2 separate regions of the Homo sapiens genome follow, and region 2 is linked to region 1. Evidence: read pairs that join two places in POLR2A ChIA-PET (ENCODE). Cell type or tissue: MCF 10A. All regions are shown on one strand. Each heading gives the region's core, and the rest is flanking DNA. Links, peaks and the distances in the headings are about the cores only.

What was found. ChIA-PET counts read pairs that join two places held together with the same protein. Peaks named below come from ENCODE experiments on the same cell type or tissue, not always from the same donor. Only the 100,000 strongest peaks of a DNase experiment are listed, where the experiment ranks them.
Region 2: POLR2A ChIA-PET joins it to region 1 with 11 read pairs; 27 of 35 experiments call an interaction of 5 or more read pairs at or near these places.

The regions. Positions count from the first base shown.
Region 1 is chr1:207,861,424-207,877,056 of GRCh38, reverse strand. No RefSeq gene overlaps it. Among named protein-coding and RNA genes, the nearest start is that of CD34, 42 kb to the left of the region's middle. RefSeq lists enhancers at 3,507-3,576, 3,717-3,766, 3,917-3,976, 8,506-8,685, 8,766-8,815 and a silencer at 7,846-8,235. In MCF 10A, for the core only: a CTCF peak has its summit at 7,833 (motif pointing right); DNase peaks (open chromatin) are centred at 7,816 and 8,666.
Region 2 is chr1:207,810,533-207,826,165 of GRCh38, reverse strand. MIR29B2CHG (MIR29B2 and MIR29C host gene) reads left to right here and starts at 3,463. Exons shown (of 6, transcript NR_135299.1): 1 at 3,463-3,962; 2 at 7,020-7,204; 3 at 8,752-8,927; 4 at 10,086-10,237. It overlaps LOC148696 (a long non-coding RNA gene), which reads right to left and starts at 7,787. Exons shown (of 1, transcript NR_026817.1): 1 at 3,570-7,787. RefSeq lists enhancers at 107-226, 1,773-1,822, 3,593-3,772 and silencers at 3,273-3,452, 6,908-7,202. In MCF 10A, for the core only: no CTCF peak of the experiment used is centred there; DNase peaks (open chromatin) are centred at 7,055 and 8,175.

The sequences.
Region 1 (15,633 bases), core at 5,414-10,413:
AGAAAAAGAAAAAAAAGATTCTCTCCACCTACATTCATTACCGTTTCTGGGAAGAGTTCTGATAAATTCAGTTTTTGCAACCTTGCTCCATTTCCAGTGATATTCTTGAATCCCTTATGATTGTGGTGACCCAGCCCGCTTCCTAGCTGGGATGCTCCTTCATCTGGTTCTGCCTAACTCACCCCTCAGCCCCCACTGCCTTGGGTAAGTCCTTAGAAAGAGAACTGACAAATTAAAGTGAGACATTCTTTCATTCATTCCATAGCTATTTATTGAGCTTCTTAGAAGAGCTTCAGCTACCTGGCTAGCATTCTTAGACATCAATGGGCAACCAACTTGTCATTGGCAGTTTTACATGTGAAGTCAGCACTCCACAAGCAAAAGAAAATCTGCCTTAGCTTCCTAGAGAGGGGGGCCCTACTCAAGGTTGAATAGAGCACAGTAAAATTCAGCAACTGCAGCATCAACAAATGAAGCAATCAGGGTAATCATTCAGCAGTGATTAATAGCAACATCTCTTCTTGGGTCTCAGACATGAAGCTATACATAGGTAGCTATTCCTAGCTCTAACTCTGTTTTAATGTATTTGGCCTTCAGTCAATCAATTCACCTTCCTCTGACCCATACAGTGTCCCCCGTGAAAGGTTTCCTGAGTAAGATTCACCCTGGGGATGCAACCCACTTCAGACCTGCTTGAGCTGCACCGAGCGGCCACATGGTGTCGTGGTCACCCCCTCTGGCTTTGGAGTCAGACATGCCTGCATTTGGGGTCCAGCTCTGACATGTTAGCTATGTCACTTTGAGCAGATTACTTTTTTAACCTTTTCCATCCTTGGTTTCCTCATCTGAAAAAAAAGGGGGCAAGGGCTAATATCCACCTCATAGTATTACCATATGTATAACAGGAAGAAAAAAATGTAATGTAAAAAATGATTGCCATATTTCTTCATTCTGGGGGGAGCAGGATTCCTCACAGAGGTGCTTCACTCATTTGTGGAGGAATAAACACTTTGTTCAACTTTTTTGGTTAAGAAAAGCAGCTGAGGATCCAATTCTCAGCTCCTTCTCTGATCTCAGAGTGAGAATAGCCCAGAATGGAGATGTTTGTTCAAAAGAGTTAAATTTCCTTTGTATAATAAAGTAACAGTAATCAGATATTTTCAGGGAGAGGTGGAGGGCAGTAGAGAGATGGAGGGAAAGGATTGGGGAAAGGGAGAAATGGCTGCAGGCAGGGCTCTGGGAGGCAGAGCAGCCAGGAAAAAGGGTGCTGGGCACGCTAGTGTGACGATTTTCAGCACTTCCTGGTCCGAGTGGTGCTGTCACAGTCCTATGTTGCCCTGACCTTTAGTTAAAGTCTTCCAGGCAAAATGACCTTAAGTCCTGGGAGTCTTTGGGGAAAGAAGAAAAGAAGGGGCCCGCTTGCCATGAATGAGAGTGATGTGATAAGAGGACAACATTGTCAGCAGGCAGGTGAAAGTGCCCAAATTCAGCTGGAGCAGGAATTCATAAGGAAAAGTGATCACAAAAAATGTCACTCCATGCCCCAAGAGTTTTTGGAAATCTTGGCTGGGTGTGGTGGCTCACACTTGTAATCCTAGCACTTTGAGAGGTCAAGGCAGGAGGATCACTTGAAGCTGGGAGTTCGAGATCAGCCTGAGCAATAAAGCAAGACTTCGTCTCTACAAAAAATACAACAACAACAACAACAAATTTAGCTAGGCATGGTGGCTTGCACCTCTCACCCCAGATACTCAGGTGGCTGAGGCTGGAGGATCGCTTGGGCCCAGGAGTTCGAGTCTGCAGTGAGCTATGACTGGGCAACAGAGCAAGACTCTGTCTCAAAGTAAAAAAAATAAAATAAAATAAAAATATATCTTGGGAAAACATGGACTTTCCAGACTTGGGTTGTTAATAAAACATGATTCAAGAACGCGGGTAAAAATTAAGTTACATAAGGATTAAATGAGAGAATGTACTAAAGCAAGTAGCTCAGAGCCCACTTCTTGATAAGCTTTCAACTTAAAATAGCCCTTATTATTATGACTTAATGTTCAATTTCCTCTTTTCTTCACCCCTTTTACTTCAAGGGCTCACAATCTACTTAAAAATTTCGATATAGTCACTCATTTATTCTACAAACATTTACCAAAGTCCTTTGATGTGTCAGGTAAGTTAAATAATTTCAGGCAGTAGTAATTGTCATAGCTAATGTTTTTGAGGGCTTAGTATATACTAGGTACTGTGCTAAGTGCTTTACATAGCTTTTTAAATTTAATCCTCAACAGTCCTAGGGAGGAACAATTATATTCCTACTTTACAAATGAGGTTAGAGAATATGGCACAGTGAGGTCAAGAGACTTGCCCCAGATCACACAGCTAGCCAGTGGGAGAGCCAAGGTGGAACCCAGGCTGTTGAATTTCAGTGCACACTTTTTTTTTTTTTTTTTTTCCTGAGACGGAGTCTCGCTCTGTCACCCAGGCTGGAGTGCAGTGGCGTGATCTCGGCTCACTGCAACCTCCGCCTCCCGGGTTCACGCCATTCTCCTGCCTCAGCCTCCCCAGTTGCTGGGACTACAGGAGCTCGCCACCACGCCCAGCTAATTTTTTGTGGTTTTTGGTAGAGACAGGGTTTCACCGTGTTAGCCAGGATGGTCTCAATCTCCTGACCTCGTGATCTGCCTGCCTCGGCCTCCCAAAGTGCTGGGATTACAGGCGTAAGCCCCTGCGCCCGGCCTAGTGCATGCTTTTAAGCTCCACGCTACACTATTTTGTATTTAATTTTTTTCTTTTTGTGTCTTCTCATGCTTGTTTCCTAACTATACTGTTTTTTAATGCAACTGACAATGTGTGTGAGTTATGGCGTGCAGAGTCAGAGGGATGATGAGGGAATGGCCACCATGGGGACGTTATCCTAGAAGAATGAGTGGGATTTTCTTGCCTTCTTTTCCCTTGAACCTCATATTCCCCTTCCAGCTCTAAGCACTCAAGATGGAGTGGCAGTAGGATCCCAACACTTATATCTGTCCAGAATTGGTCATCAGCTGGCTTGAGTTCTCCCATTCTGCCTGTGCCTTCCCTTAGCAAGGGAAAGAACAAGATGGAAGAGAAGGAAAAGGCTTGATTGAACCAGCCAATAGATAATTAGAAGCTGACTATTTTGCAATAATGCAGCACAACAGCAATAAATAAATCAATCACTTGGGGGGTGGGGAATGACTTCCCTATAATCAGCTATTAAAGACTTGTACCACTAATTAGTCTATTAATTAGAACTGTTCTCTTCCTTCCACATGTTATCAGCCTGCCAAGGCAGAGAAAACTCAGCCCCGGGGGCAGGAGATAAGAGAAGTAAGACATACAGAAGTGGCAGATTCAAACAGCTGGGCTTGTGTGTGTTTTAAAAGCACAGTTCTTAGTGCCCCGGGCATATCCACCTGCTAGTAGGAAAAGAACGTTTATCAAAAACCAAAAGGCTGTTGTCTTTGTTGAGCAGAAAGGGGAAAAAAAGATTTAATCTTTAAAGAGAAAAACCACTGTAACCACACTCAGGGATCTGTGAAGGGCAGTTCCACTGGGTGTTCCCTACAGCACAGGACACAGTGAGAAACAAACATGCTTAGTGCCAAGGCAGCATAATCAGAAGACCGAGGGGCAGAGGCACTCTGCTCCTACTATGTGCCTGGCACCACCTCCGTTCTTTATGTTTGTAATATCTTGTCTGATGATTTCATCTACATTCTCAGATGCCCTTGAGTTATTTCTGGGAGTTCCCAAAAAGGGACCTCAGATGAGCCCTCACAGCTGTGGTCACCAAAAGATGGCTGCTCTGCTCTGCCTCTCCTGTTGTGGCTCTCAGTGGTTCGTGCTCCCCGCCCACCAAGAGCTTGGGAAAGCCTCTCATCACCGTGCCTGACCTTGTTTTGCAAGCTCAAAGGGCTCTGCCTGGGTCCAGAAACTCACAAGTCATTCTTCAAGAGTTCCAACAAGCTCTGAGCCCCACAGCCATCTACATATCCCCGACAAATGCACATTGAGGAGTACTGCAGCCTTCATACTCCTTTTCTCACTTTCCCAGCTCCTCCGATCTGCTCTGTCCCCTAGTTACTAAGCAGACATCCCCTTGCATTCATATGAAAAATAGCAGACACAGGGTGGGGTTTGGGGGCAGGTGTCTCCACTAGCAACAGCTCACCAACAGTTGATAGGTTATCTTGCTTAATCCTCCCAACAGCCATGTGATGGGCTATCAATCCCATTTTGCAGAATGGGGAAACTGTGGCTCAGAGAGGTTAAGCAATTTGGCCAGGCTTCCATGGGCTGTGACAAAGCACTTGGTAAGAGCTCAATAAACATTTGCTGATGGACAGAATTGAAAATATGGAGGAAATGGAAGATCTCCAGCTTCTGAGAAGCTCAGAGCCTGCGGGGGTCCAACTACACAGTAAAGGGGGCTGTCAATTGAGGTAGCCCCATTAGAGTAAGAGAAGGGGCAGAGATAGAGAGCATAGGGTCAGACCCAAGGCCAAGGCCAATTCCTCCCCACCCCATTCTTTCCTATCTTGGTAACTGTTGATATATAGTCCATTTTCTACCAACAACTCACCTCTGCCCCCTGTGCCTCAACAAACACATCCACACACACATAAAAACCCTTCAGAAGCGGTCAGTGGTGACATTTATGAGCTGCATGATCCTCAGGATGTCAACATGTACGTGTCCCAACATCGATACCTACTTTGGGGATGGAGAGAGGAGCAGTGGTGATGTGGCGGAGAGAGTCTGAGCTTGAAATCCCATGTCAGGCCTCTGTTCCTTGGCAACCATCTGGGTGACCTTAGGCAAATTGCTTTACCATGTCTACCTTCAGTTTCCTTATATGCAAAGTAGGAAATGTCAGCTGTCTATTCAAAATGTTATTGTGAGGATCAAGTGAAGTAATACAATACTTCTAACATATATATATATAGAGAGAGAGAGAGAGAGAGAGAGAATTTTAAAATTACAAAATACTTTGTTACACATATATCTCTGGCCACCTTCAGAGCAACCCTAATTATTATTATTTTCATTTTTTAGATAAGGAAATAAAAAACTCAGAAAGATTGAAATTCACTTGAAAACAGTGAATAGTGCTATTATTAAAAAGCAGTAGGCCTGTCCCACCCTATCTGACTTTTAGATTATGAAGCACCACTGCATTTACCCCCAGAGTCTCTCATCTGGGCTATGTGCCATGTTCAAAGCTTTCATTCATTTAATAAATATTTATGTGTTCCCATTTGGCACTAGGTATTGTGCTAGGCATTGAGGATACTATCGCAGAGGTATTAGTGTGGCAGGGAAAGCAGACGTCATATAAGAACAATAACAATATTGTGATTTTCATATTATAGCAGAGGAAGGGCCAGGTGGTGCAGGAGGAGACAGTTGGGAAACCTGAGGAATAGGTGAAACAAAGTCTCAAAAAGTCGGGGACAGCCAGGTGCGGCAACTCATGCCTGTAATCTCAGCACTATGGGAGTCTGAGGCAGGCAAATCGCTTGAGCTCAGGAATTGGAGACTAGCCTGGGCAACATGGCAAAACCCTGTCTCTACAAGATACAAAAATATTTGCTGGGCATGGTAGCGCATGCCTGTAGTCCCAGCTACTCAAGGGGCTGAGTTTGAAGAATCACTTGAGCCGGGAAGATCAAGGCTGCAGTGAGCTGAGATCACACCACTGCACCCCAGTGACAGTGACAGAGTGAGGCCGTCTCAAAAAAAAAATTGGGGGAGGACTTTTATCAAGATGGAGAGAAACATGGTGTTTAGTACAAGTGAAGCATATAGGTAAGAGTGGAGGCTGTGCCAAGACAGGAGGCTGGAGAGTCAGTTGGGCCCAGATCTAGGAGGCCTTGTGAGCCAGGCAAAGGAGTTTGAACCTCATCCTTAGTCCAGAATGAAACTGCATAAGAGTTTTACGTAGGGAAAGGATTGATATATTTGCAAGATCCTTCTAAATGGGATATTGTCTTAGTCCAAGCTGCTACAACAGAATACCACAGACTGAGTGGCTTAAACAACATTTATTTCTCACCATTCTGGAGGCAAGGTAGTCTAAGATCAAGGCATCAGCAGATCTGTGTCTGGAGAAGGTCTGCTTCCTGGTTTGCAGTTGGCCATCTTCTCACTGTATCCTCCCGTGTTGGAAAGCAGAGAGGGAGAGAGAGAGAAAGAGCACACAAACAAGCTTTAGGGAGATACAGACATTCAGTACACAGCAGATGTGGAGACTGGATCTGGGCCTAGTGAGGCTGGAGGCAGGTAGGCGAGTTAGGCTAGAGACAAATGCAGAAATCCCAGCAAGAAATAATGGTGGAATGAGCTAGGAATAAAGAGAGGGCCAATCTTAGAGATTTAAGATTTAGGAAGTAGAATCAGGATGTGGTGATTGATTGGCATATGTGCAAGAAAGGAGGGAAGTGAGATGGAAAAGTCAAGGATGACATCCACATTGCTTGTGCACCAGGCGGGTGGGGACATCCCTCACTGGACTAGGAGACACTGGTGGTAGAATATCTGCTATTTGGTATGTGTGTCCTGCATGAACTTGTCTTGCAACTTCATCCAGGAACCCCTAAATTATGGCTGCCTTGCCTGGAGGAGCAGGAATGAATGAGATAAGCCTATCAACTTGAGGATTCTGTTTTCCAGACGCCTAGAGGTCCATGTGGTGGAGCATCAGGAAGGGAGGAAAGGTGCAGGTAGAGCAAAGGCATTTGCTGGGCCTCCTATTCTCTCAATCCAATCTCTCTGATTACTTAAGAACTGTTTGTCGAAGGCATACCATGTAAGGCCCTTAGTAGTTGCAGAGGGAGAAACTGATCTTAAAACAGTTTTGCTATCTAGAAGGAGATAAGAAAACCAACCACAGAAATAAATACAGGTGTGTTTATAACATGTTAACAGCCATAAAAGACATACTCTCAGAAAACTGAGGTCATAAATGACATTGCTGATTGGGAAAATCAGAGAGGAAGAGGTTTTCGAGTTGGCCTTAAAGGACAGGTGGAATTTCTACAGGCGGAAATGTGAGGTTGGGCGTCCAGTGGAGATATCCCTGAAGGAGGAAAAAGCATGAGATAAGATGGCAGCGTATTCAGGTAATCACCAGCTCGCTCTTTCTGCTTAGGGTATCTGCACAAAGTGAGATATTAAGCTGGGATCCACGGAGCTTTGAGGAGTTTCAGAATTCCCTGAAATATTGTGCAAAATTATATTTCTGTATGCATGTGCTTTTTTTGAAGACAGGGTCCATAGCTCTTCTGCAATTCTCAGAAGGGTGTAGGTACAAGAAAAGGTTAAAAACAGCAGTTGAAATTTCCGAATTAGAATTTACAGGTAGGCTGGGGCATCTGTGCATGTGTGTTCTAACAAGCTCGGGAAGTGACTCAGTGCACACCTCGGATCTCTAGACGGGCCCATGGAGGCCTTGAGATGCCAGCCTCGAGCGCTTCCCACCCATTTCCCACCCCTCGATTCTCCACCCCCATTTTACAAGGAGTCACCAGCATCCCCACAGTCTCCACTGCCCTGGAAGAAATATGGCGAGGCAAGGTCAGAGGAACAGGGGGGAAATCAGAATATCTTGCAAAGACTCTGGAGTCCCCTTCAGAGACAGGGTGGGTGGGAGCTGCTCTGCCCCGAGTCTAGCGACGGCCACACGGCCTGACAGGTCTCCCGCCCCGCCGCAAGCCCATGGTCAAATTCTGGGAATTTCCGAATCAGTTGGCAGGCCCGGCTGCTGCAGATTTTCCCGGACACGAGCGTGCAGCGCCCGACGCGGCCGCTGGGTGGCGCCGCGCGGGACGCCGAGCGTGGGAAGCGCGGGCGCGCGGGCAGGCTGAGCTCACACGCCCGGGAAGCGGCCGCCGCGGAGCCGGCGTCCGCAGCGGCTGCGCATCTCGGGCCTGCAGCGGGGCGCTTGGCGGGCGGGGGCCGGGGGAGAGCCTGTTTGCGCAGTACCCCCGGAGGGCGGAAGGCCGCCGAGGTAAGAGCCGGGACTCGGCCAGGTGGGAGTGGGCACCTTGGGCCGGGCCTGCAGGGCGGTCCCCGAGCGTCCCGGGGTAGGGTGGGCTCCCTGGGGACGATGCCCAGGGCCCCGGCCGCGCTCCGGTCGCGCCCCACCCCGGCTGCAGCGCGGCCTTGGGGCGCTGCTGGCCTCGCCGCGGGGGTGGGAGCGGTCGCGGCCTGGAGCAGCTCCGGGCGGGCCCCAGGCTCTGGGGCCAGGGCCAGCTGCGCGCAGGGGTGAGTGAGCAGCCCCCGGGCCCTCAAGTGAGCCCCTGTCCGCTCCCCACCTTGCATTTCTCCTCTCCGCAGTGGGCGTGGTGCCCCTTTGCTGCAGAGGGGGCGCCCAGAGTTGAGGAAGGCTGCGGGGGAGAACGCAGAGACAGGTGGTTGAGGGGGCGAGGGCTGGTGCGCCAAGGCTCGAGGTATTAATGCGTATTTCTTTTTCCCCCCTTCTTCAGGGGGCGCGGAGGTCCGTGTGGAGGAGGAGGCGGGAAGGCCAGAGGCATAGCTCAGGAGAGGGCAGGTGCTGCGGGAGATCACTTGGCTCTGTCTCTGTTCAGCTGCCCCCACCCCTGCCAAATTAATAAAGTGGGTGTGGTGATGACGGTGGAGGAGTTTGATTAAGACCTGGCCCAAACTGCCCAGAACTGCCCCAGGCCGGCCGCCTAGTCCCGCGTGTATATCCGGGAGCCGCAGACTCTGAGCATTCTGTAGAGGGAGGGGGAATATTACCCGAAGGAGCTACAGCCACTGAGGCAGCTCCAGAGATAGGGGCTGCGGAGCAATCTTCAGGCTCACAGCCCAAGTTCATAGATGGTGAATTGGCCAGGAATGGTGGGAGATGGGGGCTGTAGGGAAATAGGGTAATTTCCTTAGGACCCCTTCCTTCCAGCTTTGCAACCGTAGACCAAAATTTGGGATCTGGCATTTGTCAAATGTGCTTAATTTTTTTTTCTTTCCCTTTCGGTTTGTTTTGTTTTTTAGAGAAACAGCAAGTGACAGAGCAGAGGAACGGCTGGCCCAGCCAATCCTGGAGCTGCTGTTGCAGCACTTGTTCCCCAAACAAGTGCTCCTACATTCTGGTAGGAGGACAGAGAGGAGGGGGCTACTGGTCCACACCCCTCCCCTGCCGAGGACCCCATGGCTGCTCCCCTGCAGGAAAGGCAGCTAGGCTGCCTTAGGCCGGATGGGCAGAGGCTGCCATGGCCCAGGGTGGTGACGGTTTTGCGGCCCCTCCCTGCTGCCCAGAGTGGGAAGAAGAGCGCAGAGCCTGGCAAGTTTCTCTCTGTGTCCTCTGGGCTGGAAGGAGCAGGTATAGACAGGGCCGAGGCAGCCAGGGCCTGGTGCTGCTTTGGCATTGGTGGCAGGAGGGCTGAACCTCCAGCCCCTTGGGTTTGGTTCCACCCCTGGCCTGTCCCTGGCACTCGACAACTGCTCCTGTGTGCTTATTGGTGCCACCATGTTATATAACGCTTATATAATCTTCCAGGGCGAGCACTGTGTCTCCGCTCTCAGGTCACGCAGACACGGTGTCCGTGTGGGAGGCAGGATCTGTGGAAGCCTGTGGGTGAACCTACTCCCCCGATCCCCAACCTGGCTCCTTCTCCTGATCTCAGCCATAGGAGGGGGGCTGGGAGAGCCAGGTCCCTCTCCACACCAGCTGTGTGGGATGAGAACACGGTTGGCTGGGCAGTTTTCCTCACCTTCCTGCCCCACTAGTCCCACTTGCCCTGTCTGGTAGAGCAGAAGCCATCCTTGTGCTTTGATACCAGCTCTTTGTTTTGGGGGACCCCTGGCATGGCAGGTGGCATGGCGAGATGAACCCCAAAATGTTGCAGTGGAAGAACACATGGTACTTAGGGTTGGATAAAGAGAGGGAGAAATTAGCTCTGCCTTTGAGGAGCAAGGGTAACTAGAAGGATGGTGGTGGCATTATAAGAGATTTGGAGCAGGCCTGGGGCTAGGGGATGGTCAGGGAAGGGTGTACAGGGAAGTAGATCAGACAGCAAAGATAAACATGGTGTTCTTTTACTGTACTCTCCACTGGGCTGTCCCTGGTTACCGGGGCAACAGAAGCAGTGATGAAAATCATGCCTTTCGTTCAGTGGAAAAATTTGGCTCCTCCTCCCGGCTCTTCCTTCTCTAAATCGCCTGTGACCCATTGAGAGGGTTATGCTTCCAAGGATCAGAGAGAGACCCCAGCATGTTTTCATCATGCTCCCCTTTCCCCAGTCTTCTTTATCATCTCCCCTCTTCCTGCATCCCCTGTCTCCCCCCACAGCTCGGCAGTTGGCAGTTGCGTAGGAGTTGGAGTAGATGCAGGGGGAAGGGCATGGACGTCATCACAGGGCAGGGTGAGCAGAGCGTGGGCAGAGATGTGGATGCAGGAATGCCTGGCACATGAGGAGGGTCCAGCATTGATGAGCTAGATGGAGCCAAAAGCCTGTTTCTGGGCTGGTAGGAGCTGAGGTGGGCAGGGTGAGATGATGGTGGGCCTTCAGAGTTCAGCAGTCTGGGTTCGAGGGAGTAGGAACTAGGAAGGGCCTGAGGTTTCTTGTGCAGATATCTTGTGATGAAAACTACCAAACCGTATCCCTTTTTGAAGTTAAGATTTTTGTTTAAGTTTTTTCTTTCATCTTGTGATGAAAACCGTGATTCATTCATTCAGCATTTATTGTGTGCCCCCCATATTAGGTGAGGTTCTGGGAACTGGGAAGCCGAAGGTGAGTAGCACTGGACCTTGACCTTGAAGAGACTGTGGTGAATGAAAGGAGGATGAGTATATGGGGGAAGATCTGGCATTGTTGCAAGCCTGGAATCTGGGGTCCCCAGCAGGAGACTAGCAACATACCAGATCGGAGGTGATAGGTTAGGGTGGAGCCTGTGGAAATGAAGAAGAAGAGATAATTTGGAGTGCTACTCTGGCTTGAGGACAGGACGTGGGGAAGAGAAAGTGCTGAAATTTTGAACCTTAGTGATTTATAGAAATAGAAACATTAGAGTTCAAACTTGTTTTGGGGAGTCATGTTTGATTTTCTTTTAGACATGTTGCCTTCAAGATGATGGCAGGGTATCCAAATAAAAATGTTTATGGTCAGGCAAGTAAAATATGCAATGGAAGTCAGTTCTGGGAAAAGATTTGAAGGATATTGGATTATGAAGCTTGAAGGTGGGTAGAGGTAGATCCTAGGGCCTGGGGCATTACCTGGAATTGAGTGAGGCTGTATGCCTTGTACTGGTTTATTATCCCAGGGCTTGCCCAGACCCTGGACATTTCTGCTAACAAAAACCCACATCTTCTACCAAACCATATCCCTTTTTAAAGTTAGGATTTTTGTTTAAGTTTTCCTCTCCCTAGTAACTATGTCCAGGTATACCTGGAAAAACACACACACACACACACACACACACACACACACACACACACACACACGCATGCACTTATTTCCCCCAAGGTCTTGTGCCATTTGCTTATAGCTCGGGGACGTGCTGTAGAAATGTGCCACAAGTCTTTGGCCTCTTCTAGCAAGCTGTTTATCACCCTGGAGGAGTAAGAGCACTGGACAGAGTCAGGAGACTTTTGCTAGCTACGTGATCTTGGACACACCACTTCCTTTTCCAGGCCTAAGTGTCTAGTCTTAGGGATCTAGCTTCTTCCAGTTCTGAAGCCCTCTGATTTGATGTCTGGAAAGCTTTTTCCACCTTTGCCCAGGTTTCTGATGCAGACCAGGCTTTTTGAACAAGTAGCCTAGATTTCTTAGTACCTTGTGGGAGGGACTAGTAGGGATGGAGGCCTAGTCCCCAGAGTGGGTCCCTGTCTTCAGTGTGGATAGGAGCCCTCCGGGTGGATGGGAGCCTCTGTTCCTCTTTGGAGCATGGAAATACTGGAAGAGCAGGTTTTCCCAATGACCAGGGATTGCAAACTGTGGCCCGTGGGCCGGATTCCTGTTTTTGTAAATAAAGTTTCACTGGAACAGAGACACGCCCGTTGTTTGTGTATTGTCTGAGGCTGGTTTCATGCTACAAGGGCATAGTTGAGTAACTGCAAGGGAGCCTGTATGCCCCATAAGCCTAAAATATTTACTATCTTGCCCTTTAGGATAAAAGATAAAAACTTGTCAACCCCTGCTGTAGACTACCAGAAAAGTGCTTGGCCTTTTACTGAGGATGCTTATGATGGCTATTTCAGATTTCTAGGGTTCTTAAAGATTCTGCATTGGGCCTGTCTTTGTGATCCCATGAGAGGATGATCTGGTAGTTGAAATAGTAGATTATTAGAGTCAGCTCAAAAATAGTCACTCTGTATCTAGGAAAGCTCTTTCATTTTCAGCCTTTTCCCTGGAGCCTGGAGGCCTGAGTTCCTCAGCAGGACTGGGTTTGACAAGCTACTGTCCCTCTCATTCTGATTTCCCTGGGCAGTACAGAGGATATACTGGACTGACCCAAGTGTTGGGTCAAGGATATACTGGACTGACCCAAGCCCAGTGTTGAGTGAGGAGAAAGGAGGCTCATTGGTTCCGCCTGTCCTGTAGGATCTTTCCCCTGATATCTCTATTGTTTCTGATCTTACTGGCACCTTTAGTGCCAAGGTCCTGGAGATGCCGCCACAGAGAGAGCCTGCAACCCAGCCTGGCATGTCTGTCTGAACCTGGCACTCATCCACTCTGTCAGAATAAGGCCCTGGGCTTGGCGTTTGTGGGACATGTGTCTGTGTTGGCTTGGGACTGGAATCAGCATTCATTATTCCTGCAGCCAACCTTCATGGAGTCCTTCTGTGTCCTAGTTTCCACCTTTTTGACCTGGTCCTCAAGCCAGAGTCTTGCTGAAACTCCTAGCTAGGAACAGGGCTAAAGTTCTCGCTGCTGCAGAACAGCAGCAGCCCAGCAGTTGGGGCAGTTCTGCTCAGATAGGAAGTGAGACACGTTGGTAGCAGGAGGAAACCACTTGCTGGAAGTAGCAGGGGGAACGGAGGTGACTGAGGTTGATTCTCGTTACACTTGATAGGGAGGAGGCCAGCAGCAGGAGGAGGGAGCAGACAATCCATAATAGCAAAGAAGACAGAAGTCGAGCACACCTAGAGCTGCTTTTAGCTGGTAATGGTAACTCTGGCTCTAGGAGCATTCCTTCATACCTCCCCGACACAGTTTCCCCAGAGGCTGTTATAAAGAAAACATTCTCTCTTAAATATCTTTTCATTTGTAGGGTTTAGGGTGACCCCATACTATATGGTCTTAAACTTATGTTGAGACAACTGCACTGACTTGGATAAATAAATATCATTTATCAGATATTTATTAAAGATCTATTATATGGCAGGCGCTGTGTGAAGTTCTCAGGATACAGAGGTAAATAAAAGATTCACAGTTTGATCTGGAAGGTTTATGGGCAGCTGAACCAATTTTAATTCCATCTGCACTGGATCACATGCTTCAAGAGAGCATGTCTGTATCTGTCTTGTCCTTTGCTGTCACCCCAGTGCTGAGTGGAGAGCTTGGCACACAATAGGCCTCAGATATTTATTGGCTGACCCATCCTTGTTTGATCTGTCCTGGAAATGTGCAGGAGGAATCTGAGTGGGTAAGTGGAGGAAGAGAGGTGCTTAACGCAGCAAGTGTGACAAATTTGGGGGAAGATGGACATACTTGGATGTATGACGATGAGTGCCTTTAAGTGACTGCCTTTAAGGAAAAGAGAAGGGTTAAAGCTGTATGGGCATGACAGAATCCATTGGCATTAGGGCCATGAGAAGGAAGGAATATAACCTGGCTACAAAGGTGGGTTAGAGGTAGTCAGGATCATTGGGTATAGCAGAGGGCCACCAGAATTGTGAAGAACTAACCAGCGGCAGAGAAGGGAAGAGTGGAAGGAGAGTAGGAGCCATTGTGAGAGGAAACATGGAGACCTCTTCAGGCCTAGGATGAAAGCAGAAATGACACAAGTGAGTCTCAGATGAACATGATGGCAGGGATAAAGAAAAGATGGGACTCTCAGCTCTGTTCTGCTGGTCTCCTCAGAAACCACTGTGTCCATGTATGACTAAAAATGCCTCTCAGTTATTTTCCAACAGTGCGGCAAATGCGAGGAAATTAACTATGGTTTGACATTATGGTTAGTCTTTTTTTTTTTTTTCAAATTTGTCAATGGAAATTTTCACAGGTACACAAAGATAGAGTTAGCGTAATACACCTCAATGTTCCCATCCCCCAGTTTTTCGACTTGTAATCAACACATGGCTTTTCTCATTTCTTTTATACCTTCACCCACCTTTTTCTTACTCCCTTCTTGGATTATTTTACAGCAAGACCTAGATCCTGTATTATTTTATCTATAAATACTTTTTAATATATCTCTAAATGATAATACCTTTTAAAAACTTAACCCTAGTGGTATTATTACACCTTGAAAAAGCACAGTCATCCCTAAATATCTCCTGTCATCCAAATATCCAAATGGTGTTTAACTTTCCTTCGATGTCTCAATTTCTTTCTTTCTTTCTTTTTTTTTTTTTTTTTTGAAAACAGCCAGTTGGTTTGAGTCAGGCTCCAAACAAGATCCTCATGTTTCATTTAGTTGATGACAAATCTTCAAGGCTCTGTTAATAAAGATTATGGTCATTCTTAAAAGAATTTATGTTTTGCAATTCTACCTTTTAGATTTACTTAGCTACCCACGATTCTTCCCAGTCAGCTGCCATCAACAGCTTCCTGAGTTTTGTTAGATGATTTTTATGATTTTGAGCATTTTTTCATGATCCCTCTTGCCTTTATGGTTTAATGTAGCTAGTCATTTTTCCCTTCCTTCAGTAGATGTTTCTTGGGAGCCTGCTCTGTTTCAGGAGCTGTACTGGACACTGGGCCTACACCTGTGAAAAGGACAGACAGGGCCCAACTCCTGGAGCTTACAGTTTGACCACAGGAGAGCTGCTGCTTGGCAGTTTTCCCCGTGCGTTCACCCCAGCTGAGCAGTGTGACCACAACCGTCACTTCTGTGCAGGCAGACCTGCCACGTTTTTATAGCTTGGTGTTCATGCTCTCATGCTGTCATTTTATGTGGTTGACAAAGGTGCGCCTAGAATGTTCAAGAAGCCAGGCATGGCTTCTGTGGCAGGCCTGTGTCTCATAGCCACACGACCCGGCATTCTAACTGTGGTGCTGCTTGGGCCTTGTGTGTATCCATGTAACACTTTTGGGCTTGAGTGTGGATAGCTCTGAAAGTTAAAATGGAGAGCTTCCTGAATTGGTGGATTGTGGAGAGGCTAAATGAACACGTTTAAAGAGGGGGGCTCTGAATTGTTACAGGGCTTGGCAAAAGCCAAGTGTTGCTAATATGTTTGAGCAAATTGGATGTTTCTGTGGCTTTGTGGACTTCAGGTTGGTTTGGGGCTTTTGCCTGTTCCAGTTAGGCTACCTGCCAGCCTTTCAGATGACAGGCCCACTTTCTTGATTTGCTGTTCGTTGTGTATTGGTTAGCCAGTCTGCCTCAGTAGCTAAATATGATGATACAATTCAGGCCTGTCTTGCTGATAAAACTTTTAACTGATTTACATTTCTTTATGTAAGTAAATAATCAGACTCTGACTCCTGT
Region 2 (15,633 bases), core at 5,150-10,149, 51 kb after region 1:
ACAAAGCCTTGCTGAACGTAGTGTTGTCATAGGTTTTTGCGAGTCATAGTTGGTTCATGCCGCACCCCTGAGATGGGGACTTATCTTTGCAGGGACTCAGCTTAGTTTTGCTGCGGTCATAGACTACAGTCGGCCTCTGTACAAATTCTGTGGCTTTGTAGGTTCCTCCTGTGACCCTGCCTCGCTTTCGCTTCGTCTCTCATGACTTATTTGCCTCTTCTCTCACTTCCACCCACCCGTAACATCCCCATCGCCATGGCAGTGAGCAGCCACGTCACTCACCAAGTTCATGGGGTGATGGGCCAGCTCTGTACCAAGCCTACTTCCCTCTAGTTCTGCCTCCTGAAGGAGGAGGCTCCCTGGCAGAGCTCAGAGCCCTTTGTTTATTTGATCCTGGGCTCTTGGATAAATCAGGAATGTCCTGACATGAACTTAGGCATGTTTTTCTTCCATGGAGAAGGAAACTACGGCAAATGGGATTTAAGTAACCAGAGGACCTTTCTGGGGGACTTGCTTTAGTGCCATCAAGGCCACGTTCCTTTGGTCATCAGACCAGTAGGTAACTTCTTTATTGGCATGCTCAACCTTGGAGCCCAGAAGGTGTGAATTTGAAGCACTTTCCCCCCTGCTGGGAGCCTGGCACAGATACTCTGGTCTTCTTTTAAAACTGTGTAGTGCCATGCTTGTCTTCCAAGTGGTCCTTCTTTCTGCCGGATGAAACTTTGGCCCAGAGTAGTTGCTTGAAGAAGGCTGCCTGGGAAGCAGATATGGGATAAGGTAGCTGCCTGGCCTCGCATTCTCATTCATCTTCCTGGAAGTTGCAAGGTTCTTGATGTCATAGACTTCATAAGTTACCTGACCCAGGACCTGAATATCTCACTCACTTCTGGTCAAGTCTAGGCTCATATGGTACAACTGGTTGTCGGGAACCTTTCTGCATTCTTTGGATGTAGCAGTGTGGGAACCCAACACTCCCTTGGTCTATCTGGGTATGTAGGGTCTAGTGATTTAGTATCTCAGTTGTTCTTGGAAGCATTTTTGCGTCTGGGGGGAGGGGCAGGAAAATGTTGGGGGCTCTTTGCTTGCTGTAGTGGAGACCTGTGAGTATCCAAAAACAACCCCACTCCATCTCTAGATCATTGGTGGACCACCCCTTCCTGGAAGAGTTTCCAGGAGTGTGGACATCCATGCATGAACATTGTGGAGGGGTTGGGGGTCGGCTCGTGGATGCTCATCTTGCTTGACTGCCCATGCTGGAGAGGAGAACCCAGTCATTGGCCACTTCAGGTCCAGGCTTGGCTGTTGCTCTGTTTTGCTGTTTTTCATGTTGTCAGATCTTCTTGGGAACAAATGACTCAGCAACCCAAATCTCTGAGACTGTGTGGCCAATTACTTGAAAAGTAATTGAACGTATTTACCTAGGCCCTAAAATTTTGAGCCCAGGAAGGATGGATATCCAGACTGGTTTTACTCTGGATTCTTCAGGCTGCAGTTCAATTTGGTTTTTCAAATTCCTGCCCTGATAGAAGGATCTCATGTGTGGGGTAGGCAGGCAATGTTTTAATTACGCTTTTTGTCCTTAAGAAATTCCAGGGAGAAAAAGGTCCTGGTTTTTGGCCAAAAAGGCAAAAAACAACAGAAATCAGCTATGACTGTAATCCTGGACTTGTCTGTGGCACAAAGAGTTAATGGGACAGTGGTCAGGGTGAGGAACATTTTTTCTCAGGGCTGGAGAAGCCCATATGGCTCAAGAAAACATGTTGCAACATTTAGTACAGGGCAGCCCTGTCTGGGCACTGGGGGCTGCCACTCAAAGAGTTAAGCTACTCTTATGCCTGAGAAGGCCTCAGGGAAGGAGTGAGCCTGAAAGGACAGGGACCTCTATGCCCCAGAGCAGTGAGGTGCAGGAGGGGTGAGGTGGGAGGGTGTGAGCTGAAAAGTGTGGCCAAGGAAGCAGAGTGTAGGCCCAACTTTTTTTGCCTTGTTTGACCAGCCTTGGCACTGCCCTCCGGCTCTCCAGGGGAAAAGCTGCAGTTCTGCTCTTGCAACACAAGGAGCAGACTGGAGAATTTAGATCTGCGTCACAGAGCTGAGAGAGAGAGAGAGAGAGAGAGAGAGAGAGAGAGTGAGAGAGCGAGCGAGCAAGCAAGCTCCGTCGATAGGTCTGCTAGCAACAGCCGTGCTGCAGCAGAGAGAGAGAGAGAAATCAAGAAACAAGTCATAGCAACACCGGGCACCAGGTTCTGCCAGCTCACTTGCTGAGCGTTCAGAGATCTGTCAGGGCCAGAGGCCTCTGGGTAGCCTAGGCTAGGAGATGACACGCAAGGTGGCACGGGCGGTTCCCGTGGGGAGGAGGTGGGGTGGTGGTGGGGGGCAGGGGTGGGAGCAAGAGGTTGTGGGGCGACGGTGGAGGGTTTGATGGGACCAAATTCTGGAACATTCGGGACTGCGGCACCTTACGGCGGGACCAAGATTTGGGTCTGCGCAGGCGGCGATGGGTGGTCCGACGGGCTTCAGGACTTGATGGCGTAACCCCCTTCTTCCCCCACGTATGTATTTGCTGGGATCAGGGGCGCTGTCTCTGTGTATGTGGGTGCTCTGTCTTTCTCACCTTCTTTCTCGATTTTTGCTATTTATTTCTCTGAGGGAGGGTTTTTTCCCACTTTAATTTCTTTTCCCTAGTGTCAGCTGCTCAAGCCTGACCAGGGTAGAGGTGAGAGGAGTGAACCATCCCCTGCTTCCCACCTGACCTCCCAGCTTTTACCCTATTTCCTTCTAGTGGACAGACAGACTGGTTCTCCAAGTTGTTTGGGTGTCAGCGTCCATCTGTCTGTCCGTGCAGGTCTTATGTGGAAGGTAAGGGAGTGAGAAGTGCCGAAAGGAAGACAGAGGGACAGTTTTTTCCCAGGGGTTGCCTTATTGAAAGGTCTGGCCCTGGGATTCTGAGGCTGGTGGGGAGCCGAGTGGCCAGGGTGGGGTGTGGGCTGGGAGAAGTGGGGTAAAGCTGGTAGGTTTGTCACTGCGTAGTTGGGAAAAGTGGGGAATGGTGACGCAGTCACTGTTGCATCTGGTTAGGAGCTCTATGGGGACAGGTAGTGAGGCTCCTGGGGTCTCTGTGGCCAGCTGAGAGGGGTTAAGGATGAGCTAAGAAGGGAAGCTAGCATTTAGAGATTAAATGTCATCCTTTTGGCGTTGGAAAGTTGTTTACCTTGCGCTCTCTGTGTCTCCATGTTGGCTCCCTTCCAGTTCACATGTGATGGCCTTCCCTGTACTGCTGCATCATTAACTAAGTGACTGAGCTGGCCTTCCATTGGCCAGGGGAGGGCTCTCCCTCCAGACACTTCCTCTGATTGGTGGGTGGGCCAATGGCAGGTGAAAAGCTTTTTTTGATTGGCTCAGGGCAGGGTATCAAATCTGAATTTGCATTTCACTTGCTTAAAGGGGAGCGGGGAGAAGCCCAGCAGCTTTCTAAAATCTCTTTAGGGGTGTGCGTAGGCTCCTGTGTCTATGCCTGCTTTTGACTGCCCAGTTGAAGCCTCTTCCTATGCCTTTTAAAATTTCACGCACTATAAGGAGGAAGAGCTCAGGGCTCCCAAAACTTTTTATTTAGAGGGAAGAATGCTAGGGAGATGGGTATGCAGAGGGTTGACCAAATTGGAAGAAAATATTTATTCTGTAGTTTGGTGTTGGAAAAGGGAATTTTCCAATCAGCCACACCTCAGTGTTGCGGCAAAATAATTCTTGGCTCCCCTGGAAACGCATGGGCAAGGTAGGGCAGAGCTGCTGCTGCTGATACTGCCACCACCCTGGGCTTCCTGCTGACTCTGGGCTACTCCCTGGGGACAACAGATTTGCATTGACGTCCGGGGCTGTCCAGAGGCCCTCAAGAGCCAGTTGTGAGCTGAGCCCAGTATGGGAAAGATCTACCTTCTGGAAGCTACTACTACGTGGTGCTTGGAAAGGTGAGGATGGGGGACTGACCCCAGGAAATTGCTCGAAACTCCGCATCTGGTGGGATTTCCAGAAAAGTCAGTGGGAGACGGGAGGTTTGGAGGCCCCGGGTTAGAAAGGTTTGTCAGTCTAGGGAATGAGGAGAATCAGAATAAAACTAGGGCAGCAGGCTGTCCGCCTTTGGTTGGGGGAGGGAGGCCTCGAAAAATCAGGGTCCCGGCTCTCTAACCTGTCTTTGTCGCAGGTCTCACGTTTGTGGGGAGGGGGTTTACCAAGCCCTGCGCCATGCGCAGTGGCCCCCACCCGTGACTGCGCATCTGGAAGCGCAGTGCGCCCTGGGTCTCTGGCCTAGGACGAGCACCGCCCTTCTTATTACATAACTGAGGGCATGGCACGCGCCTTCTCGGCCCTTCCTTGCAACCCTACCTTCTTGCTCCCCAGGGCCCATAGAGCTGGGGAGGGTCTGACTGGGTAGCAGTGAAGGACTGCAATCCCTGGGAGGGCTAACTCTTGTCTAGTTACTGGCAGGAGCCAAGCTTGAGGACAAAAGTGGTGGTTTTCTAGCCTCATCTTGGGGAAGAGGCTACAGAACATCCTTCTGAGTGCCCCATACCACCTATGGCCCCTAGGGCCTCTCTGGTGGAGGGGGTGGCACCCTTCTTTCACTCATGTCCCATCTGATTTTTGAGAGGATGTTTCTGAAGGAAAAGATGTGATGATTATCGGGGGCTTGGTTGGGAGGTAGTTTTGACAGTTTACTCCCCTTGTCACTGGCTTCCCCTCTTTTCCCTGGGTGGGTTTATGATCTTTCTGGACTCCTCTGATGAGCTGCCATTTTGGAGCCATTTCTGCTGGTCTCCGACATGGTGGCGTTGGTTTTTCTGTCCTGCTGTGCCAGTTCCGCAGAGTGGGCGGGGGGCGGGGGCTATGACGGAGGAGGGGAAGGGGGGGCAAAAGCACAGCAGAGGCAGGCACAGTGGTGGCTGCCGCAATGAAGGTGGCTCTAGGGGCAGAGCCGCCTAGTCCCACCCTTGGACACAGTCCTGGGTGGGGATTCAGGTGGAAGGCGTCTGGGTAGGGGTTCAACACCTGGGCCCGGCTTTGCCAGAGCGTGGGTTTCCCATGTCCTCATCAGCCTGGTGCTTGGAGTAGTTCGGAAAAGCTGAGTGTCTGAATGAGAGTGGAGGCAGAGGCTCGGCAGCTCATCTCAGACGTGTCAGACCCGTGGTTTGTGTTCCCCAAATAGGCTCTGTCTCCAGCAGCCTCCCTGTGGGGACAGGGAAGTGAGGTCCATGGCAGCTTTGAGGATCTGTTCGGATGGTCCTGCCTGCTTACTGTTTTTCTTCTCTTTCTCCTCCATGCCCCCTGCCAGTGCCATGGTTCCAGCTGTAGTCCTCTTGTGAGGCTCCCCGCTGCCCGTTCCCCCTCTCTCCAGGCCCTTCTGCGTGCAGCGGCCATCTTGTCTTTCTTGCTCAGAAACTTAAAATGGTTTCTCATAATTCCCAGAGTAAAATTCCTTCCCTTTAGCGTGATGCTCAATGCTGGCCGTAACTGGCCTTAGGTTTCCTGTACAGTCTTACCTCTCTCAGTTTCTTTTGGTGGACCATAGGTTCCAACAAAACCAGGCAACTTCCTTTTCCTATCTGTTTTCACCAGTGATGTTTTCCATGCCTCTTCTCCTCTGCATCCACCTGTGGCAGTCTCACTTTCTCCGTGGACCTCTCCTGATTTCCTTGGCAAGAAGCAGTTCTCATAACCACCCCTGCCCTTTCAGCCAAACTTCCATACAGTCTGTCCCTTTTTATGGTACTTTTGTTGTGTTATGATTATTTGTGTATAAGTCTTATGTCACCTATCAGATTGGGAGCTCCAGGAGGGAGGCTAGAGAAAGGAGAAGGAAAACAAATACCTATTTGGTGCCTTCTGTTTGACAGATACCATGTTATACACTTTCCCTGCAGTTACTTCATTTACTCCTTTCCACAGCCCTGTGGGGAGCATCCCATGTCTAGTAAGTGGCCTGGTCATGACTAGAGCCCTGGTCTTCCAAAGCCTTTACATTTTTCCTCTCTGAATTACTGGTGTTTACAAGATGGCTGTTATGAAGTAGATCCCCAAAATTTGTCTATTTAAGGAATTTTGTAAGTCCCTAATGCTCTGAGGGAGTTTGGGTGGTCAATCTTGTGTCCATGGTCTGGGTCCCTCAGCTGTTCCTTGACACTGTCATTAACTTTCTCCTCTTCCTTTGTGGTCAGGTTCACTCAAGATGATGGCTTTTTTCTTGTAGCTGAAATTGATGGATTAACTGACTCAGTTATCCTGGTTGCCTTCCTCGTACAAGAGGAGGGAGAGGTGGAGTGGGATACAGCATCTTCAAAGCCAGAATAAGCTCCAGAATTAGAGAGCAGGGAGCAGAGACACTGGACTTGAACAGACCTAGGTTTTCATTGTGATCCTTCTTCTTAGCTGAGTGACTTTAGACAAGTCATATGATTTAAGTTTTCAGTGAGATGGAGCTACTACAACTGTTATACAGAAATGCCTAATATATTGGCAGCAAATAGGTTCCCATCCCTACCCAGTGGTTTATCAGGGACTTAAAATGGGAGCATAGCAGGGGGCTAGAGAAGAAATGGGGGAGACAGGAGCTCCTGTGCCCTAAGTGGTATCACAGCAGGGGCGCAGAGGAGGTAACCTAGGCGTTACGCCCTTCAAGCCTGCAAGGTGTACTGTCCCCCACCTGCCATAAATACCCCTTTACTTCTGCATCAGGAACATGCCATGGCATCTGAGTGGTGGGGGCTGGTGACGGCAGAGGGAGGGTCAGTGAGCTTTCCTGGGAGCCTTTTGATGCCAGGTTAGTTTCCCTTCTTTCTGAATCTCAGCAGTGGCTGCCTGCTTCCCTGACGCTGCTGAGTCCCACGGGAGGGGAGCTGGGCACCCTGAAGCCCCTCGTTACCAATTCGGGGGCCGCGGAGCAGAGTGTGACGACAGCCAGTGAGTCGTCAGTCGACGGCAATGGGGACCCTGGTGACGGCTGCTTTGTTGTTTTTTTTCCTCTTTGGAAGATGACTCAGTGTATCGGGAGCCGGGAGATGGAGCTCTCAGCAGAGTGGCCAGGATGTTCTGTCAACATGAAAGCTACAAAAACAGCTCGGGGCTCTGAGCTGATCCTTAGCCTGGGGTCATTTTCAGGGAGGGCTGGACAGAGAAGGCGGCCACCGCCCGGGCATCAGGATGGGAGCGACACCAGGTAACTCAGCAGGGCTCTGGGAACCCTTGCATTTTAGAGTCTGAAAAGAAAATAACAGCTGTATGTGTTATTAGATGAGCTTGGCAAATAGGGTCACTTTTTGAGTTCTTCCCACTAGTCCCAGATGACAGACATCTTCCCAGGGCCCAGAAAGCCCTTTGGGATTTTTCACCGTGGTTCTCTTTGTGATAGTCTTGCTGGTCATTGCCTTGAATGAAGGGCGATTCGCTTCTTGGGGTAGGGGTGGGCCAGGCCGACCTCAGTGAATGCGGGCGCACCTGTACCTTGGGAGAAGTGGCCGTGGTGGGGCTGTGGCGTCTTGAGAGTCCTCTGCCGGGCGGCGCTTCAAGATGGCGGATCCGCATCACCGTCACTAAGCTAAAGGCTGGCTCTTGGGCAGCCTGCGTCAGCCTCCCCTTTCCATATTGACCCAAATCAGAGCTTCTCTTCTCCCCTTCATCTTCTTCCTTTTCTTCTTAGGTGAAACAGTGGGCCTTGAGTTCTTGACCCTTTTAATTTTGTTTGCGTCATCATGGCGGCTGTGGGTTCTAGGCTTTTCTCCATACCGCAGCTTTGCGCTATAGGCGCGTGATCCCCCCGCCCTGCCCCGCCCCGTCCCGCCCCGTCCCGTCCCGTCCCGCCCCGCCCCGCCCCGCCCCGCCCCGCCCCGCCCCGCCCCGCCCCGCCCCACCCCACCCCACCTTCTTGCGACCGAGAGAGAAGATGCACCTCCACTGCCACTGAATGCGGACAAACCGTCCTCCCCTTTCTCTTCTCTACCCCCTCTGCTGGAGCGTGGGGCAGAGGGACAAACAATTGCTTATGAGGATGAGGGACAACTTGGCCGCAGCCCCCTCCCTCCTTTCACTGGGTACTATTTTTCAGTCTCATGCTTTCCCGCGGATGATGCTAGCAGTGACATTTGTCACTGAGCACCTCCTCTTCTCTCCAAGGACCTCCCAGGGTGACTCATTTGGGATCTCTGGTAGGAGTGGCTCCTGGGCCTTGGGAGCCAGAGCAGGGCAGGGAGATGTGACCGAGGTCACATGAGAGAGTTAAGCAGGGCAGGGGGTGGGAGCCAGCCATCCCCACTCAGAGTGCAAAGGCAGACACAGCCGCTTCATGTCATGTTTTGCACCCGAGTAGAGAGCAGCTTGACCTAAAAAGATTGTATGTATATGGACGTTGGAACCTTTCGTGTCTCATTTTCTTTGTCCCAAGCTGTGTATATGATAAGAGCCTGGATTTCGGGCTTCAGGCAGCTCTGTGGTCTCTCAGGTTCATTTTCTGAAAGAGGTGGTAAACAGACCCTCCTTCATCAGACCCTGCATCTTCTGTTACTGGCCTTTCTCCAGGACATAGGTCCCATGTCATTTTGCCCAACATTGTCTTGCGTCTTTCATTGGATGGCGGGCAACAGCTAAGGGTCATCATCCCAGAGCCACATACTAACCCAGATGGGCCCCTGGTTGGGATCTGCTGGATTCATTGCTTGGTTGGCTCTGTGAGCTGAGCCCACCTATCTTCCTTTCTCTTCTTCCTCATAGAGGACTCAGGAGAGTGCAGCTTGCTCTGTGAGTGGGTGACAACCTCTTGGCGACTCAGGCTCAGCTGAGGATGGTGCCAGTGTGCCGGAGACAGCCGTCATACTGCCGGATAGAGTGGCTCACTTGCATGTATTTGGAACAAAAAAAGGAGATGCCTGGCAGCCCCGCTCTCTGCAGTAAGTATTCATCTGCATTCTTTTACATTCCTTTATTTCTTCGAACATCAGAAATGGGTAGATGTTTATTGAGCCCAGCCACCTGCTATGCCTTCTCCATTCTTCTCCCACACACCCCACCCTTAGTCCTCCAGAAGAGAGGACTAGATTGATTTTCTCATGCTACTGGATAGCTGCAGAGAAGCTAGAATTTGCTGTTCAGCCCCCACACATCCCCCTCACATTTGGGAGAAGTTGATTTTCCCTAAAATGGAGCCAACAGCCTGTGTCCCTCAGTGTGGAGTGTTAATGGGCTGCCTGGAAGGACCCTGTGTGCCCTCACGGCCCCCAGCCGGGAAGTGAGGCTCCCCATTGGCTGGCAGTGGGAGGATGGTCCTTGCCAGCACCTAGCATGGTTCTCTGCCAAGTTCTAGCTCCACATCTCCAGGCTGGTAGGAACCTAGACTATATATAGCATTGTGCTAAGCAATTCTTATCAGACGTGTCTGCCCTCCCCTGTGGGAGTGGAGCACTTCTATCAGAGAACCAGAACCTAGAGAGCATGAGCCATCTCCAAGGGCCTTTTATTCTGGGAAGGGGTGTGTGTGTGTGTGTGTGTGTGTGTGTGTGTGTGTGTGTGTGTGTCTGTCTGTCTGGTTCAGGGCTGCTTACTTTCCTCCTGTATTGCAGATGCTGATAGATTGAAAGGTCGTGCTAGATGAAGGTGCTGATGTGGGATGAGGGCCAGGAAGGGCTAATAGCTCTGCGATGGATATTGAGCTTAGAGGGAGAGAAGCTAGGGGCATGTGACATGGCTGAGGGTACAGTTGAGCCCTGCCTCCGCTTTCTCTTCCTGGTTTCCTGTTTGCCATGCTTTGCCTAAGGATGTCTTTTGACCTCTCTCTTCCTTCTTTCGGACCTCTTGCATTCCCTGCCTTCCTCCACCACTTCCTCCTCCCTTTGATTTTCTTTAGGATATATGAGGGCAAACACAGTGACTGGCATCCTGGGTCTGTGTCTACTCTTCATCCTTACCCATTTGGGGTTTCTGGAGATCTGGCTCCAGTTGGGCAGAGAGGGCTCAGCTGTCCTCTGGAGGAGTTTTGGTGGTGGGTGAGCATGTTGTGTTGGCTGGTTCAGGGCAGGGTGGGTTGGATATTCCCCTCTTTCCTCTCATAGGTGCTGTTGAGCCACCAATTTTTGTGGTTTTGTGACCACAAGTGCTGACTGATGCGACATGACCCCAGTCTTGTCAGTGAATCATCACCAGGCTGCTTACTGGAAACTGGATGCAGCAAGGAAATAGGATTTAACCGCTCTCTGCCTCCCAGGTAAGTCCAGTGTGGGCTGCTCCCTCCAGCCTTCCCCCATCCTCCTTCCTTCCCACGAACACCATTTTCCTTATTCCGCCGGGGAATCCTCAGACGTCTCCATTCAGAATCTCCCAAACGATTGTTCTCTTTTTTGCATTCTTCTCCTTCTGGCTTTTCTGTGTGGGGTTAGTAACCAGCACAGGGTTGGGGGCAGAATGGGCAGCTGAAGTGGTCGGGCTGTGCGGACGTGTGGGAGATAGCTGGGTAGTGTTGCTGGGTGTGGCAGTTGGCAGAGCATTTGGGCCTCCCACAGTAATAGAAACTCTCTTTGGCTCCAGCATCCAGCAGGAGGTTCTGGGTTTAACCCCTCGGTAATCCTGGGAGCCTTCCTGGTGCCTGGGGATTCTCTCCCCTGTGTAGTCTCAGTGGATGGCCTGTCTTAACTCTAGATACATTTTGCCTTGAGGGGGCTTAGTCTAGGTTGGTGGTCTGGAGTTTGGACTGGGCTGAGCAGTGAGCTTTGGGACTCTCCCTAATTTTGGGGTTTCTTTGAATGAGCCACTTTCTTCCTCTAGGCCTTCATTACCTTTGCCTTAAAAAACAAAATCCCTGGTCCAGTAAGCCATTGCAAAGCATCTCTAGGAAGTTGACAAAGAAATGCTTTTCTTCTGCCTCACTTGCTGCCGATCACAGTAATAGCAATGGTGATTAAAAATGAAAAATGATGACGGCCTGCAGAATCAGGGAGGTCAGTGGCATCATTGATACAATTCACAAAGCAGACTCTCGGTGCCCACACATCACTAGGAAGTCTCTCTCCTATCGAGTAGATGACTACAGCATTCTTGGCCAGTAAAGCCAGTTGGAATTAGCCAACAGCAGATTGGTCTGGGCTCTAAAGATAAAAGGAATTATGTTGGGTAATTTTCGGAGGTACCTATGGGATCCTACCTCTGGCCACACAGTGGTCGCCTCTCTCTGCTCATATGTTTCGGTGGGGGTGGGGGGTTCCTCTTCCCCATGCTGCTCCCGTTGCTATCCAGGGAAGATTGGCCAATTCTGCTTCCTGTTATTTCTTCTTCTCCTCTGTCCATTTGAGGTGAGTCTCTAGGTTGGCTGTGAACAGCCTGAGGAACCCAGGGCTGTTTGGAAGAATCTGATGTCTCTTCCTTCAAGGACCCTGACAGGTCTCAGCCCTCCAGCAGTACTGCAGTGAGGGATGGCAGGGGGTGTTGGAGTGGAGAGATATCGACTTGGGTGCAGCTGGGGAGACTAAAAGGAGTGAGCCAAGTCCCTCAAGAAGTGTTGGCTAGAGTCTGGCCAGCCCTGGCTGTAGGGCTGGAGCCAGACGTAGCTGCTGGCTGTGCTTGGGAGTCTCAGCCCTCATATGTGCAGTGTGTCCCTGGGCATGGCTCTTCGTGATCCCCACTCCCACGAATAGCCCTGTCCTTGGTTAGATTGGGAAAACCAGGGTGGGAAGTAAAGGGGAGGTTGGTTTTGCTCGTGGTCATGCAGTTATCTCTCTGGCCTCTGATGTTTCCAGAATTGGGATTGGTGCTTCCCTGCTGATTTTCCTATTTTTGTCCCTCATCTGGTTCTTTTCCTCCTTGCTCACCAGCCTGGGTTCTACACACATGACATGGGGCATTGTGTGTTCCCAATGAGGATAGCAGAACAGTTGGTATCTCCTGAGAGAGGGGCCAGCATATCTGGCACTTTTTTCTTGACCTTTGAATTTCTGAGGTCTGGGAGTCAGGAGGCAGCATGGGGCCTCTCCATCCGGGATCCAGCAGAGGTTAACAGAGTTGGTGGCTCTGGAGCTGAGGTGGTGTGGCTTGGCTGGGAGTTGTGGGGGAGAGGCCCTGCCAGGGGCCCTGATTGGTCAGTACCTTCTCTATTCCATTGAATCCTGGTCCGGTCAGCTCTGTGAATTGTTTAATGCATATCTTGGCTCTGTCCCCTGGCTCGAGTGTCCCTAAGGCTGCAGCCACAGCTTTAGAGAGGATCTGTACCTTGTGCTGGTCACTTTTTTTGGGCGTGTTACCTCCCTCTGAGATATGTAAGAGATACCACCCTTTCCCACCAGCCGGCTGTCTGTGGGAGGCCCTCATTTTGCTTTGCTTTTCTGAGACTTGGAGTGACTGTGAGGAAAGCATGGACTGAGTTTGCTTTCTTGCTGGTTCCTTCCACAAGAGCTGCTCATGGGCTGATAAAGCCAGAGAACACCTCCAGGGCCCCATGGCCTGTGCGGAGCCTGGTACCATAGTGTCAAGCCTACAGGGATGGACTGGGGACATGGGGGCAGATAGAGCCACGTGGGGAGGTGGTATGTGTGGTTAGATCACAGGAGCAAGTCCAGGAGGGTGTGGGAGGACAAGTCCAGTGCTCAGCCAGGGCTGCCTGTCATGGCCCAGGATGGATGTGTGCATCTCCTGTGAAGGATTTGCGTCTGAGTGCCTGGTACTGAAGGTAGGATGGTGCCCCGATCAGGGTCTATAATGAGGCATGAAGGTATGAGATGGGCATCAGAGTTGTTGGTCCAAGGGAAACTGACCTTTTTAAAGGGCTCTCCTCTCCTTATCTGATTTCATCCTCAGAACAACCATATGACATAGGGATCACTTCCCTTTTATAGTTAAAGAAACAGATTAAGTGACTTAACCCAAGGTTATGCATTTGGTAAGTGAGGTTGTTGAGATTTAAATGCATGCACTTCTTATTCCAAAGCCTCTACGTTATCTTTACTCTTTTGGGCTGAAGTCAGACATTTTTGTGAACTAAGATTCTCAGAGGACTGATGTGAACCAGAGTGAAAAGGCAGACACCCGAAGGAACTTTCCAGTCACTGGGGACGGTTGTGCCGCATTCCTTTAGGGGGAGGCAGGGCAGACCCAAATGCCCTTTGGTAGCCATGGACAGGCAGAGCTGAGTAAGGCCAGTACATGGCGTCTGCTGCTGTGTACGGAGCCTCTGCTATGTGCCAGGGACTGTGCCAGGCGCTAGAGATACAGAACTTGACAAAGCCAACTTTCCACTTTCATGGGGCATACATTCTAGTGTGGAGAGACACCGCTAATAATGATTTTTAAAAAGAATTTAAAAATGTACAGGGTAGACATATATGGAGATTGTGTGGGGATGAAAAGGGGGACCCCCCACACACATAAGGAGGAGAATTCAGATGATGGTCAGAGGGTTCTAGAGACTTAGGACCTCAGCCATCTGAAGCCACATCAATTGAGCTTTCCTTCAGGGAGTTAGGACTGACACAAACTAACCCCCTCTTTTTTCCTAATAACTTGGGAAATCCATCCAAGGTCCCCATGGCTTACAGGAACTTGTCGTGAGTCAGGGATCAAGGTGGAGTAGATGTCAAGCCTTTGGTCTCCGGCAGACTGGTTCTCTCCTGTCTGCCATGGTTGCTGTTGGCCTTCTGCCTCACACCCTCCCAGGCACCAGCTGACTTCTTTCCTCAGCCTGGTCACTGTGCCCCACACTTGTCCATGCAGCACAGGGAAACGTGCAGGTTAGGTCTTTGCCGAGCCATTGGTCAAATGTTCCTGCAGGAGGCTGGTTCTGAACTCAGCCTGTCCTGCCAGAACGAGCCGTTCCCAGAGCTAATCGTCTCACGATAGGGAAGGGATGGGCACCAGGCATAGAGAAGTGACCTGTGCCAGATGCTTGGTTGAGCTGTGTCTTGAGAGGCGGAGGCAGGTTGGTGGTGCTGGGGACAGGGCAGGCATGTGTCATGTGTTCAGCGCATGTAGCTCCAGGGCTCGGGACTTGTTTACTTGGTGGAAGAGGCAGCGGACCTGCGGAGTCAGGCCATGTGATTGTTGGCTCTTTGGCTGATCATGGACAGCTGACCCGCCGGACTGCACACACTGCCATCTGCTGCCAGGGGTCTGAAGTTGCACAGGGATGAGGTAGTGTAGTTGGGGGTGCTCAGGGAGGAGGAGGGTCAGGAAAGTGGGGTTTGTGTTGCTCTGTGTTGAGTCAGCCGACCCTGATTCTGGTCCTAGCTCTTGTTGGTAAAAACTCACTCACTTTCCTCCTTTCAGCTCCAGTTTCATTATCTATGAAATGAGGGGATGGAACCAGAATCTCTTTGGAGGTTCCAGCTGTATCCTGGGGCCTCCCTGAATGTTCATGGAGATGTTCCTTAGCCAGTAATTCAAGATGAGGAAAACTAGGCCCAGGTTTCCACAAGAGAAGGGGAGGGATCTTGATGACCTGTCTCAGAGCGGCTGAAGTGGTACTGTTGGAATTAGGGTGGGTGGGTGGGAGGAGGTAGTTTTTAAAGACCTCCCAGAAGTGGAAGCAGAGGGCTGGAGGTTTCGTGAAGGTGTTGATGAGGATCCACCGGGTGGTAGGGGACATGGCTACGCGCTTCCCCCGGGAGGCTTGTTGGAGATGGGTTTATGTGGGAGCTGCTGGGGGTGCCTGCTGTCCTGCAAGGGGCTGACCCAAGGGACCCTGCTCTAGGAAAGATGCTCCGTCCTGTCTGGCCCTAAACCCTGGAGAGAGAATGCAGCTGTGGTTTGAGGGAGGGTCTGTGCCCCTTGCTGTCAGGAAGTTTTCCTTTATATTTAGCCTTCTCTTTTCATGTATTTTTTGAGGCCCTCGACTAAAAAATTAAATTTAATTTTAAAAAATAACAATGAAAAAAATAAAAAATAAACAAAAATATCTCAGAGCCACTGGTTCCATTTTGGCTTTTTAGTCTTGAGTCACTCTTAAAAAGATAGCAAAATAAAACACATGCAGGAAAGCCGAAGGTCCCAGGCCCAGCCAGATGGGGGCTAGGAGTGGCTGGGACTCTGGCCTAGCTTCTCCATGGCAGCGTTAGTCCCAGACGTACACCACTTCTGCAAGGCTGTGTGGGTAGGAGCCCCTGGGGCTGAGGGGGCACATTGTGCAATCTGCTAAGCAGAATGTAGAGTTTTAAAATAGCTACCTTTCTCCAAGACACTATCTGCTTGCCGCTTTGTGGGATGTTTACCTGGGATTAATAATAGCTGAGTGCCACCCCACTGCCAGTATGGAATAGCAAACAGCGATCTGGGCTAGGACTCAGGCAGGAGAGGAATGGAGTAATAACCATCGTATCAGCTCACATAGTTCTTTTCATACTTGCTGGCTCATTTGGTCCTCACACAACCCTGAGAGGGTAGGTGGTCTTATCCTTGTCGTTGGTAAAACTGAACCTGAGAGTCAATCCTGCCAAGATCTGACTGCTTGTAGCCGCTTCTCGTGGGTCTCCCATCTAGGTCCTCTGACTTCAGCTGTTATTTCTCTGGGTTCTGACTAGTGGGGCAGGGACAGGAGTAGGGGAGTGGAGTCTTTGGCAGTTTCCTTAATTTCTGAAGGCCTTAGAGGGCCTAGAGATGCCTTTTCTATGTGTTGAATGGGAA